3 separate regions of the Homo sapiens genome follow, and regions 2 and 3 are each linked to region 1. Evidence: chromatin contacts called from ENCODE Hi-C or POLR2A ChIA-PET data. All regions are on one chromosome and are shown on one strand. The core of a region is the stretch at or near the end of the contact, and the rest is flanking DNA. Distances in the headings are between cores, read along the strand shown.

Region 1 (3,286 bases), core at 393-2,892:
GGTTAGGTTTCTGGTCACTGCCAGGGTTGGAGCTGAAGCCTGACTCATATGAAGACGGCTCCATTAACTTCTCTCCCATAGTACTGCAGGGACTGCTGTTCCCTCTGATTTCATGCCCCTCACTGTAAAGTCCCCCAATGCTTCCCGTCACACTTAGGATAAAATTAAACCTCTCACTCCCCTCCCCTCCCCTTCTCTCTTTCCTCTTTCCCTCCCTTCCTCCTTCCTTCCTCTCTCTTCTTTCTTTTCTCTTTTCTTGTTTTCTTTTCTTCTTTCTCTCTCTCTCTCGTGCCCGTCCTTCCTTCCTTCCTTCCTTCCTTCCTTTTCTTTCTCTCCTCCCCTTTCTTTCTTCCCTCCCCTCCCCTCCATTCCCCTCTCTCCCCTCCCTTCCCCTTTCTCCCCTCCCCTCTCTCCTCTCTCCTCTCCTCTGCCTCCCCAGTGGCTAGGACAACAGACCTGCGCCACCACACCCAGCTAATTTTTGTATTTTTTATAAAGACAGGGTTTTGCTATGTTGCCCAGGCTGGTCTTGAACTCCTGGGATCAAGCGATCAACCCGTCTCGGCCTCCCAAAGTGCTGGGATTACAAGCGTGAGCCATTGCGCCTGACCTCCTGATCTCTTTTCTTATCCTCCAGTGCCTTGGGGCCTCCCTCAGGACCTTTGTACGTGCTGTGTCTGCTGCCTGGAGCATGTTCCTCCACTCTTTATGAAGTTTTGTTTTTCATTTCGTTCAGGCCTCAGCTCCGATAGCACCTTCTCTGCCCCCTTGCCGTGCCCTATCCCATTAAGTGCTTTAATTCCAACTACGTACACTCCCTGCATCACATCCTGTATTTCTTTTGTTTATTTGTTTATAGTTGGCCTCCCGCACTAAGCAGGGCTGGGCTTGTTTGTCTTGTTCTAGATGGTGTCTCCAGCACCCATGAGAACTGCCTGGCCCGTGTGATGGGCAGCATCTCAATCAATGTCTGTTGACTGAATGAGTGCCTTTCCCTGTATCCCCCGCACTGGGGAACCCCCAGACCTGTTTCTAGCATGCCTGCCATCCTGCCCTGGGGTGGGACCGCTCCTCCCTAAACTCCCTGACTCCACATTCTTGGTGGCTGGACACCTTTGGATCCGTGTGATTCGTTAAGCCAGTGGCAGGCACAGAGTGAGCACTGGCTCTGCCAGGTGCTGTTTGCGTTTTGCTCTGTCTCGCCCACCTGGATCTGGCCACTTCCCTACTAGACCTGGGACGAGGTCATGGTCCTGTGGGGGCCACGGTGGGGCTGGCCGTAGGCCCACCTCGCTCCCTGACCGGGTTCCTTCTGCCCTGGGCCCCCAGATCCTGCCCCAGGAGGAGGACTATGGCTTTGACATCGAGGAGAAGAACAAGGCTGTGGTGGTGAAGTCCGTCCAGAGGGGCTCGCTGGCTGAGGTGAGGCCCTCGGGGGAGCTGGCAGGGACCGTGTGCAGGTGGCAGAGCGGGGTGTCTCTCTTCACCCTCCTTGAGGCAGCCCAGCCCAGGAGATTCTGGAATGATCGCTGACTCCTCTTCTCTCATTGCTCACGTGGAGAAACTGAGTCCAGGACCCACTGTCTGCAGTGGCTACAGTAGCTGGGAGTGAGTGCAGAGTCCCGGGGCTGTGCTCCTGGTGTGTTCCACCACTGCCCTCTGCTGGACATTGTGGGGAGGTACAGGAAAAAAGCAGGTGTCTCAGTTTTCTGCAACCAGTCACAGTGGCTTGAATAAGATAAGCTCATTGCTGTCTGATGCAAAGCCTACAGGAGGATAGGTTAGGAGAGTGAGGGTGTGGCTGGCCGAGGATTCAGCCCTGGGGCCTTCCGGCTTTGCCTGGGGCGTGTGCAGGTGGGTGGGGGAGATGCACCTGCCGTGCTGGCTGGAGCCCAGCTTGCCCCTGTGGCAATTAGGAATGCTTTGGGCTGCAAGGAGCGACATACCCATGGCCGGAGCGGCTAGGTTGACCTTGCCAGTGATGTGAGCGGTTGGAAGGAGGCAGTTGTGAATCTTGGTTCGGGTCAGCAGGTCTTCATCTTTCTTCGCCAGGCCCTAACAGACATAAGATGGCCACCCCGGTGTGACCCTCGTGTCCCCACACAACAGGGTCAGGCCCCAGCAGAGTTTCCCCTCAGGAGGAATACCTTTCCCAGCTGCCCTCCCATGAGCTTCCCTTTGTGGCTCATGAGGCAGAACCAGGTCCCTTGTGCCCCTCAACTGCTTACCACAGACAGCACGCAGTCACCCAGTCCTGCTGGATCCCTTGGGCCAGCACCCTTCTGCTGAACACATTTGAGCTTCCTTGGTGAGGAGGGAAGGAGCTTAGTAACTGGTGTGCACGTCTGTCCTCTGCCGTCCCTACCCAGGTGGCTGGCCTGCAGGTGGGGAGGAAGATCTACTCCATCAATGAGGACCTGGTGTTCCTGCGGCCGTTTTCAGAGGTGGAGTCCATCCTCAACCAGTCCTTCTGCTCCCGCCGCCCTCTGCGCCTCCTGGTGGCCACGAAGGCCAAAGAGTGAGTGTCCCAGGGCGGGGTGTCCGGCAGCCCTCCCTCTCAGGCTGAGTGGTGGCTGAGGGCTGGGGTGGCATGAACTGTCCTGGTCCCCCGTGGCTGGGACCCATTGTTGGAGTCACACAACACAAGCTGGACCTTCATTAATTCGGCAGATGTTTACAGAGTGCCACTCTGTGCTTGGTGGCAGTTTGGGCCCTGGGAATCCAGCCACGTGGGGATGCATGCGGTTCCTGCCATTCATAGATCTCAGATCTAGTTGGGGGAGGAGGCAGGAGACAGACAATGTGCAGATACAGAAGTAAGACACTGAGCCTGTGCTGGTGAGCGTGGCACAGATAAGTTTCTATAAACCCGGGAAAGGGGCCAGAGTGTGCAGAGGGATGGCTGTCAGGGAGACGTCACTGCGAGTCGGGGTGAAGACCCGAAGCAGATGAGGGGGGAGTCAAGGGGATTTCTGGAGGAAGAGGGCTCCAGGCAGGGGAAGCAGCTAGGGCAGAGGCCCTGAAGTGGGACCGTGTCTGGCGCATTGGAAGAGCAGAAGGAAGCTGATGGGGCTGGAGCAGTGAGTGAGAGGGAGGGCTGGGTAGTGAGGTCTGTAGGGTAACGGGGTCCAGCCCTGGAGGCCCCTGGCAAGGACCCATGGGGAGCCACTGGAAGCTTCTGATCGAAGTCCTGTGGCTGCAAGTGGAGCTCAGATTGTCAGGGGCAAAGGTGGCTCTCGGGGGAGCTGAGGAGGTGGTGGCTCAGCAGAGTGCGAGAGCAGGGGTG
Region 2 (3,286 bases), core at 503-3,002, 210 kb before region 1:
ACCATGCCTGGCCACATCCTGCCATCTTATTAAACTGCTTCAAGAGAGGCTCCTGGTTTCTTTGGCTTAATTGTAAGTGACCTGAGGGTGAAGGTCTTTCCTCCTCTTCATCATGTCTCCCAAACTCCCGCCACAACGCTAGTCATAGTGAACACTCTCCTAAATCACACGACACCACCCACCCCCTACACACACACACACACACACACACACACACACACACACACACACACACGGACACCCCTCCTCTGTGGTCCCAAAGGATAAATGTAGGGGGCTGATAACAACAGGTTTTGTGGTGCAACCTCTTGTGCTTTTATAGAGGCAGCTCACTGTAAATCAAAAGAATTTTTGGAAAGTCGTGGGTTCGAATTCTGGTTCAGCTATGTAAGAGGTGGGTGATCTTGGATAAGCATTTTAACCCCAGATTCCTCATTTATAAAATGGTGACCCCAAATGCCTAATTGTAGAGTCCATATAATAATTACATGACTAGATGCTTATAATTGTCAGGTACAAATACATGTAGAATGATCTCATTGTATTAAGTAAACGTTTCTGACCTGGGTGTGGTAGCATGCCTGTAGTCCCAGCTACTCGGGAGGCTGAGATGGGAGGATTGCTTGAGCCCAGGAGGTAGAGGCTGCAGTGGGCTGCGATTGCCCCACTGTAATCCAGCCTGGGTGACAGAGCAAGACTGTCTCGGCACCAAGGGGGCAAAATAGCTTTCTCTGTGTGTAAACGCCTGGGAAAAGTGTTTACCTCTAGGGAGTAGGGGGAAGATGGTGGGATGAGGAGCATGGTGACGTATTTTCCGCTGTTGTTGTGCTTTTATATTTTCTTGCTTGAATTTTTATTTTTTTAATTTTTATTTATTTATTTTTTTTGAGACAGAGTCTCGCTATTGTCATCCAGGCTAGAGTGAAGTGGCACAATCTCAGCTCACTGCAACCTCCACCTCCAGGGTTCAAGCTATTCTCCTGCCTCAGCCTCCCAAGTAGCTGGGATTATAGGCGCCCGCCACCATACCGGCTTTTTTTTTTTTTTTTTTTTGTATTTTTACTAGAGACTGGGTTTCACCATGTTGGCCAGGCCGGTCTTGAACTCCTGACCTCAGGTGACCTGCCCGTCTTGGCCTCCCAAAGTGCTGGGATTACAGGAGTGAGCCACTGCACCCGGCCTCTTGCTTGAATTTTTAATAAGACTGCACTCCTGTATTACTTGTTGCTGTAGATTAGACTGCCGTAGAGCAAACATTTCCCTTTTCCTCTTCCATTTCCCTGGAATGAATGGACTTCTCCATCTCATCTTTAGTCTTGGCCATGTGACTTGCTTTGGCCACTGAGATGGCAGTGGACATGAACCAAACAAAGGTTTGAAATGTACAGTGGAGGTGAACTTTTCCCTTGTGTGCCTGGCTTTCATGATACTGAGAACATGCCCTGAGTAGCCCACAAGTCCCAAAGGATGAGTGACACGCAGGGTAGATCAGAGCTGAGTCCAATGGCCAGAGGCCCAGCTGAGCTCATGAGACCAACAGCATCTCCTCAGAAAATCCACAGATCCATGAGCAAGAAATAAATGAGAGTTTGTTATGTAGCCAAAGCTGACTGGTACATGGTGTTATTTTGAAAAGAGAAAAAAAATTAAACAGAAAAAAATAAAATCAGGAAACAGAGTGCCCAGCAAATTGCTGTTGAGTAAATGTTACTTCCTCTTTCATCCTCTTACCCTCCTGAAAGGGCTGACTCAGGAGCCTCCGGAAATACTTCCGGGGCTCTGTTTGAACAGGTTGTCCTTCCTCATGGCACTTTGTACCCATTGCTTATTTTGTTATTTATTTATTTATTTATTTGTTTATTGAGACAGAGTCTCGCTCTGTTGCCCAGGCTGGAGTGCAATGACACGATCTCGGCTCACTGCAACCTCTGCCTCCCAGATTCAAGTGATTCTCCTGCCTCAGCCTCCTGAATAGTTGGAATTACAGGTGCCTGGCACCATACCCGGCTAATTTTTTATATTTTTTAGTATAGATGGGGTTTCACCATGTTAGCCAGGCTGCTCTTGAACTCCTGACCTCTAGTGATCTGCCTGCCTCGGCCTCCCCAAGTGCTGAGATTACAGGCATGAGCTGCCGATCCCGGCCACTTATCTTGTTCTGTCTTGTAAAATACTTAGTTGATCTCAAGCCTGTCTTGCCAACTGGAAGACAATTCCTTCCTTCAAGGAGTGTACAATCTAGTTGCACAAACACTGCAAATATAGAAAGGAATTGCTTTACATGTATATTCAACTTATACGTATCCAACTCTATGTGCTCAGTGAAAAAAAACCACAACATGGTGTGACGCATGTGGATGATTCTGCCCACTGCTCTTGTCTCAGTGAAGGTATGTCACGGAGGAGAACAAGTGAGAGAGGTACCCTGAATCTTTTTTTTTTTTTTTTTGAGACAGAGTCTTGCTCTGCCACCCAGGCTGGAGTGCAGTGGCATGATCTCGGCTCACTGCAAGCTCCGTCTCCCAGGTTCACGCCATTCTCCTGCCTCAGCCTCCCGAGTAGCTGGGACTACAGGTGCCCGCCACCACGCCCGGCTAGTTTTTTGTATTTTTAGTAGAGACGGGGTTTCACCATGTTAGCCAGGATGGTCTCGATCTCCTGACCTCGTGATCCGCCCGCCTCAGCCTCCCAAAGTGCTGGGATTACAGGCGTGAACCACCACGCCCGGCCGAGGTGCCCTGAATCTTGTCAGCCTTTCATAGCCTGAGTATTTTGGTGAGCTGGACCTGACTCTAATGTTTAAAGGTATATATTTTGTGTCTGGTGTGATTACCAAGCACAATTCACAATATAGACTATTATTATCTCCATATTATAGTTAAGAAAACTGAAGCTTAGGAGGGACAAGTAAATTACCCAAAATCATACAGCTTGCAGGAGGTTGAGCCAGGACTGACGCTCCAAGTCTGTCTGAATCCTAAGCTTCCTCAAGCACTTGGATAAAAGAACAGAAGTAAATATGGTTTTTTTTTTTTTTTTTTTTTTTTTTTTGAGATGGAGTCTCACTCTGTTGCCCAGGCTGGAGTGCAGTGCCACAATCTCATCTTGTTGCAACCTCTGCCTCCCGGGTTCAAGTGATTATCATGCTTCAGTCTCTTGAGTAGCTGGGATTACAGGCACCTGCCACTGCACCCAGCTAATTTTTGTATTTTTCATAGTAGAGACAGGGTTTTGCCATGTTACCCAGGTAGGTCTCGAATTCCTGACCTCAAGTGACCTGCCTGCT
Region 3 (3,286 bases), core at 370-2,869, 190 kb before region 1:
TATAAAATGGTACAACCACTTTGGAAAACTGTTGACAATTTCTCATAAAAGTTAATCATATGACTCAGTTATCCCACTCCTAAGTATTTGCTCAGGAAAAATGAAAACCTACATCCATGCACAGACTTGGCCAATATTTATAAGTGGCTCTTTCATAATAGCCCCAAAGTGGAGACAACCCAAAAGATTCTTGCAGGATGAACACACTGTGATTTATCCACACAATGGGACACTACTCAACAATGAAAAAGAACAAGCTACTGATACGTGGAGAAATCTAAAAACATTGTTTATGTTGAGTGAAAGAAACCAGACACAAAAAAGCACATAGCACATGATTCCAATTACATGGCAGGCAAAACTAATTTATAGAAATCAGAAGGATGGGGGCTGACTGGAAGGGGACCCGGGGGAAATTTCTGGGGTGAGGGGAATGTTCTAGATCTCGATTGGAAGGGTGTACACACGGGTGTAGACATTTGTCAAAATGCATTGAGTCATATATTCCAGACATGTGCATTTCACTGCAAGTAAATTTCACCTTAGTAATAATATGAAAAAACACCACCAAAGCCTGGAAAGGAATACTCTGACAAGTTAAGAGTGTTTTATCTCTATATGGTGGAAATAGAGGCAATTTTCATTTTCTTCTATATGCTGCTCTGGGTTTTCCAAGGTTTCCGTGATGCACACACATTCCTTTACAGAGCAGAAAAGAGTTTCAAAAACAACACGGCCTATACATTATAGATAAAGCATATGTGTCTCTTTTGTGTGTCTTTTATTTATTAGTCATTTGGGGAGGGTTTGTTTTTTTTTTTTTTTTTTTTATAAGAGAAGGAAGAGGGAGGGCAGGGCAAAGAAAGGAATCCTCTCAGTTTTTTCAGAGCACTCTCAAAGGCCCCCTCCTCCATGAAGTATTCCTTGATCTCTCCCCCAAATCTCTGCCTCTGCATAACTCATCTTAACTCCACTCTGACCCAGAAGGACAGGGTGCTTTCCTATTCTCTGAGAGCCTAGAGCACAGAGCTTTGCACAAGGTGTCTTGTTGGTCTGGGATCCTAGCACTGTCTTTTTAAGAAAGCCCCAAAGCAGGCCCCGGGTGTGGGTAGGCCCCTTGCTGGTCATATTTTCCACCCACCGCTGAACCTATCCCAGGCTGATGAGGAACTGAGAGGGTGACCTCCTAGCCCCTGGAGGGTAGGAACACATACTTAGGGGACTCCCAGAGGCTTTGTAGAAACTCCTGCCTCCCCTTGAAAGGTCAAGCAGCCATCTCTGGCCTGTCCTCTCCTACTTTTGGGTTTTCTTCGCCTAGAGTGAGGCACGTGGGTGGGTGGGGGCTGCAGCCGGCTGTAGACGGGAGTGTCCAGCAGGCACATGTTGCTTCTCTCCTGGCCCTCTGGTCCCCGAGGGAGCTCTGTTAACACTCCCAGGCACCCCATCCATGGGGCTGGGAGACTGTTTGCTGGGGCCACCTTTGGCTGGGGAGCAACTGGGCCACTGGCATTGTTTCTGTCTCCAGCAACACAATAGAAGTTTTGCTGGGGTCCAGGGAGCGTCTACAAAGTGCTCTCCTTTGACCGCCAGGAGCGGCTGCCTGGCTTTTAATCTCTGGTGTGGAGTGGGCAGGGCAAGACCAAGGTGGAGACTGTTGTACTGTAGGAGGGTCGGGCTGTTTTCAAGGGGAGTGGTTGTGTGAGATGAACGAGGTGCCAGACAGCAGGATGGTGGGGGAGGAGACAGCGAGGACATCCCCATCTATTAATATAAGGTGGGCTGGGAGACCACCAAGCCAGAAGTCAAGTTCAAAAACCTGCTGGAGAAAGGAGTGAGAATGGACAGAGGATAAGACCACCTGCAAGTTCTTTCCTCTCCGCCGTGAAATTATATGCGGGATCCTCCCTTGCACTTCTCCCCTGGGCCAATCCAAGCCCCACTGCCTGCAGCCCCCTTTCTGGACATGCACCACAGCCTGTAGCTAGTCTCCTTGTTTCCTCTAGGCCAGGCTTTGATTTATTGGCTATGTGACCGTAGGCAAGTTTCTGTAATTCTCTGTGCCTCAGTTTCTTCATCAATAAAATGGGAATGATTATGGTGCTGACCTCATGGGGTCGGTGGGAGGACTTAATGAGTTAATATATACGGAATGTGCTTAGAACAATGCCTGGCACACAGTATCTACTATCAAAGTGTTAGCTGTGATCATTTTTATTATTATGGGCCATCGTCCATGCAATAGCCTGTGAGACCATTTAAAAACCTGAGTCACATCATGTTACATCCTTGTTTAAATTCCTCCCCTGGCTGCCCACTGCACTTAGCATAAAATCCACACATCACTTTTGAGGCCCTGCTGGATCTGCCTGTCTCCACATTACCACCTCACTGGCCTCCTCGCGGCTTCTGGAAAGCTCAAATTTGGTCCAGCCTTGGGGCCTTTGCACTTGCTATTTCCTCTGCCTAGAAAGCTCTTTTTTTTTTTTTTTTTTGGAAACAAGGTCTTGCTTTGTCACCCAGGCTGGAGTGTAGTGGCACAGTCACGGCTCATTACAACCTCAGCCTCCTGGGCTCAAGTGATCCTTCCACCTCAGCCTCCAGAGTAGCTGGGACTAAAGGCATGGACCATCACACCTGGCTAATTTTTTTGTATGTTGTAGAGACACTTTTCGTCATGTTGCCCAGGCTGGTCACAAACTCCTGGCCCCAAGCAATCTTCCTGCCTTGGCCTCCCAAAGTGCTGAGATTACAGCGTGAGCCACTGCGCCCAGCCTAGAAAACTCTTCTCATGCTTTGCAGAGTTGGTTTTGGCTGTGCATTTAGATCTCAGCTTATTTATTACCTGCCTATGGAAGCCTCCCCTGATCACCTTATCTAGGTGTGTGCCTCCCTGTATTTTTCTATGAGAACATCCTGTTTATTTCTTAGCTGCTGTCAGTTATGGGTTAATTGTTTAATATCTCCCTCTAACCGGAAATATAAGCTTCACGAGGGATGGAACTTTGTCTTAGTCACTGTGTTATCCCCTACATCTTGCATAATGCCCAGTGCATAGAGGAGCTTAGTAAATGAGAGTTCGTTACATGAATGAATAAAGGAATGGAAAAAAGACTTGAGGATCACTCATGAGAGAAATCACATAGATGGCGATGCCATTTATCTAGTGAATAAAAGTCTTTTGGGGAATGTGGCAGATAATTGATTCAAGTTGGGACACATTTTTAAAGTGCTTGTAGGACTGCTTGGGAAGATGTCCATTAAACATCCCACGTAGGTCTGGAGTGAT

The links. A loop is a pair of places that touch in the nucleus more often than their neighbours do. ChIA-PET counts read pairs that join two places held with the same protein, here RNA polymerase II (POLR2A). Pooled maps may share reads with other maps.
Region 2: a loop to region 1 is called in a pooled map, with 2.6 times the contacts of the local background. The contact joins two enhancer-like sites. A Hi-C loop is called at or near these places in 1 of 168 maps with a recorded cell type or tissue (B cell), 3 of 37 single-sample maps with no recorded cell type and 5 of 50 pooled maps. POLR2A ChIA-PET finds 5 or more read pairs at or near these places in 7 of 52 experiments (AG04450, CD4-positive, alpha-beta T cell, K562 and 4 more).
Region 3: a loop to region 1 is called in a pooled map, with 4 times the contacts of the local background. The contact joins two enhancer-like sites. A Hi-C loop is called at or near these places in 1 of 37 single-sample maps with no recorded cell type and 6 of 50 pooled maps. POLR2A ChIA-PET finds 5 or more read pairs at or near these places in 3 of 52 experiments (H1, OCI-LY7 and Panc1).

Annotation. Positions count from the first base shown.
Region 1 is chr20:48,656,272-48,659,557 of GRCh38, reverse strand. PREX1 (phosphatidylinositol-3,4,5-trisphosphate dependent Rac exchange factor 1) reads left to right here. Exons shown (of 40, transcript NM_020820.4): 17 at 1,330-1,422; 18 at 2,370-2,518. Among named protein-coding and RNA genes, the nearest start is that of PREX1, 170 kb to the left of the region's middle. Within about 2 kb of position 1,642, at least 3 of the 41 ENCODE cell types and tissues checked have a DNase peak (open chromatin) inside an H3K27ac peak, as active enhancers do.
Region 2 is chr20:48,871,322-48,874,607 of GRCh38, reverse strand. It overlaps a transcript of PREX1 not described here. Among named protein-coding and RNA genes, the nearest start is that of PREX1, 45 kb to the right of the region's middle. RefSeq lists an enhancer at 1,731-1,810. Within about 2 kb of position 1,752, at least 5 of the 41 ENCODE cell types and tissues checked have a DNase peak (open chromatin) inside an H3K27ac peak, as active enhancers do.
Region 3 is chr20:48,844,909-48,848,194 of GRCh38, reverse strand. It overlaps a transcript of PREX1 not described here. Among named protein-coding and RNA genes, the nearest start is that of PREX1, 19 kb to the right of the region's middle. RefSeq lists an enhancer at 1,202-1,481. Within about 2 kb of position 1,619, at least 5 of the 41 ENCODE cell types and tissues checked have a DNase peak (open chromatin) inside an H3K27ac peak, as active enhancers do.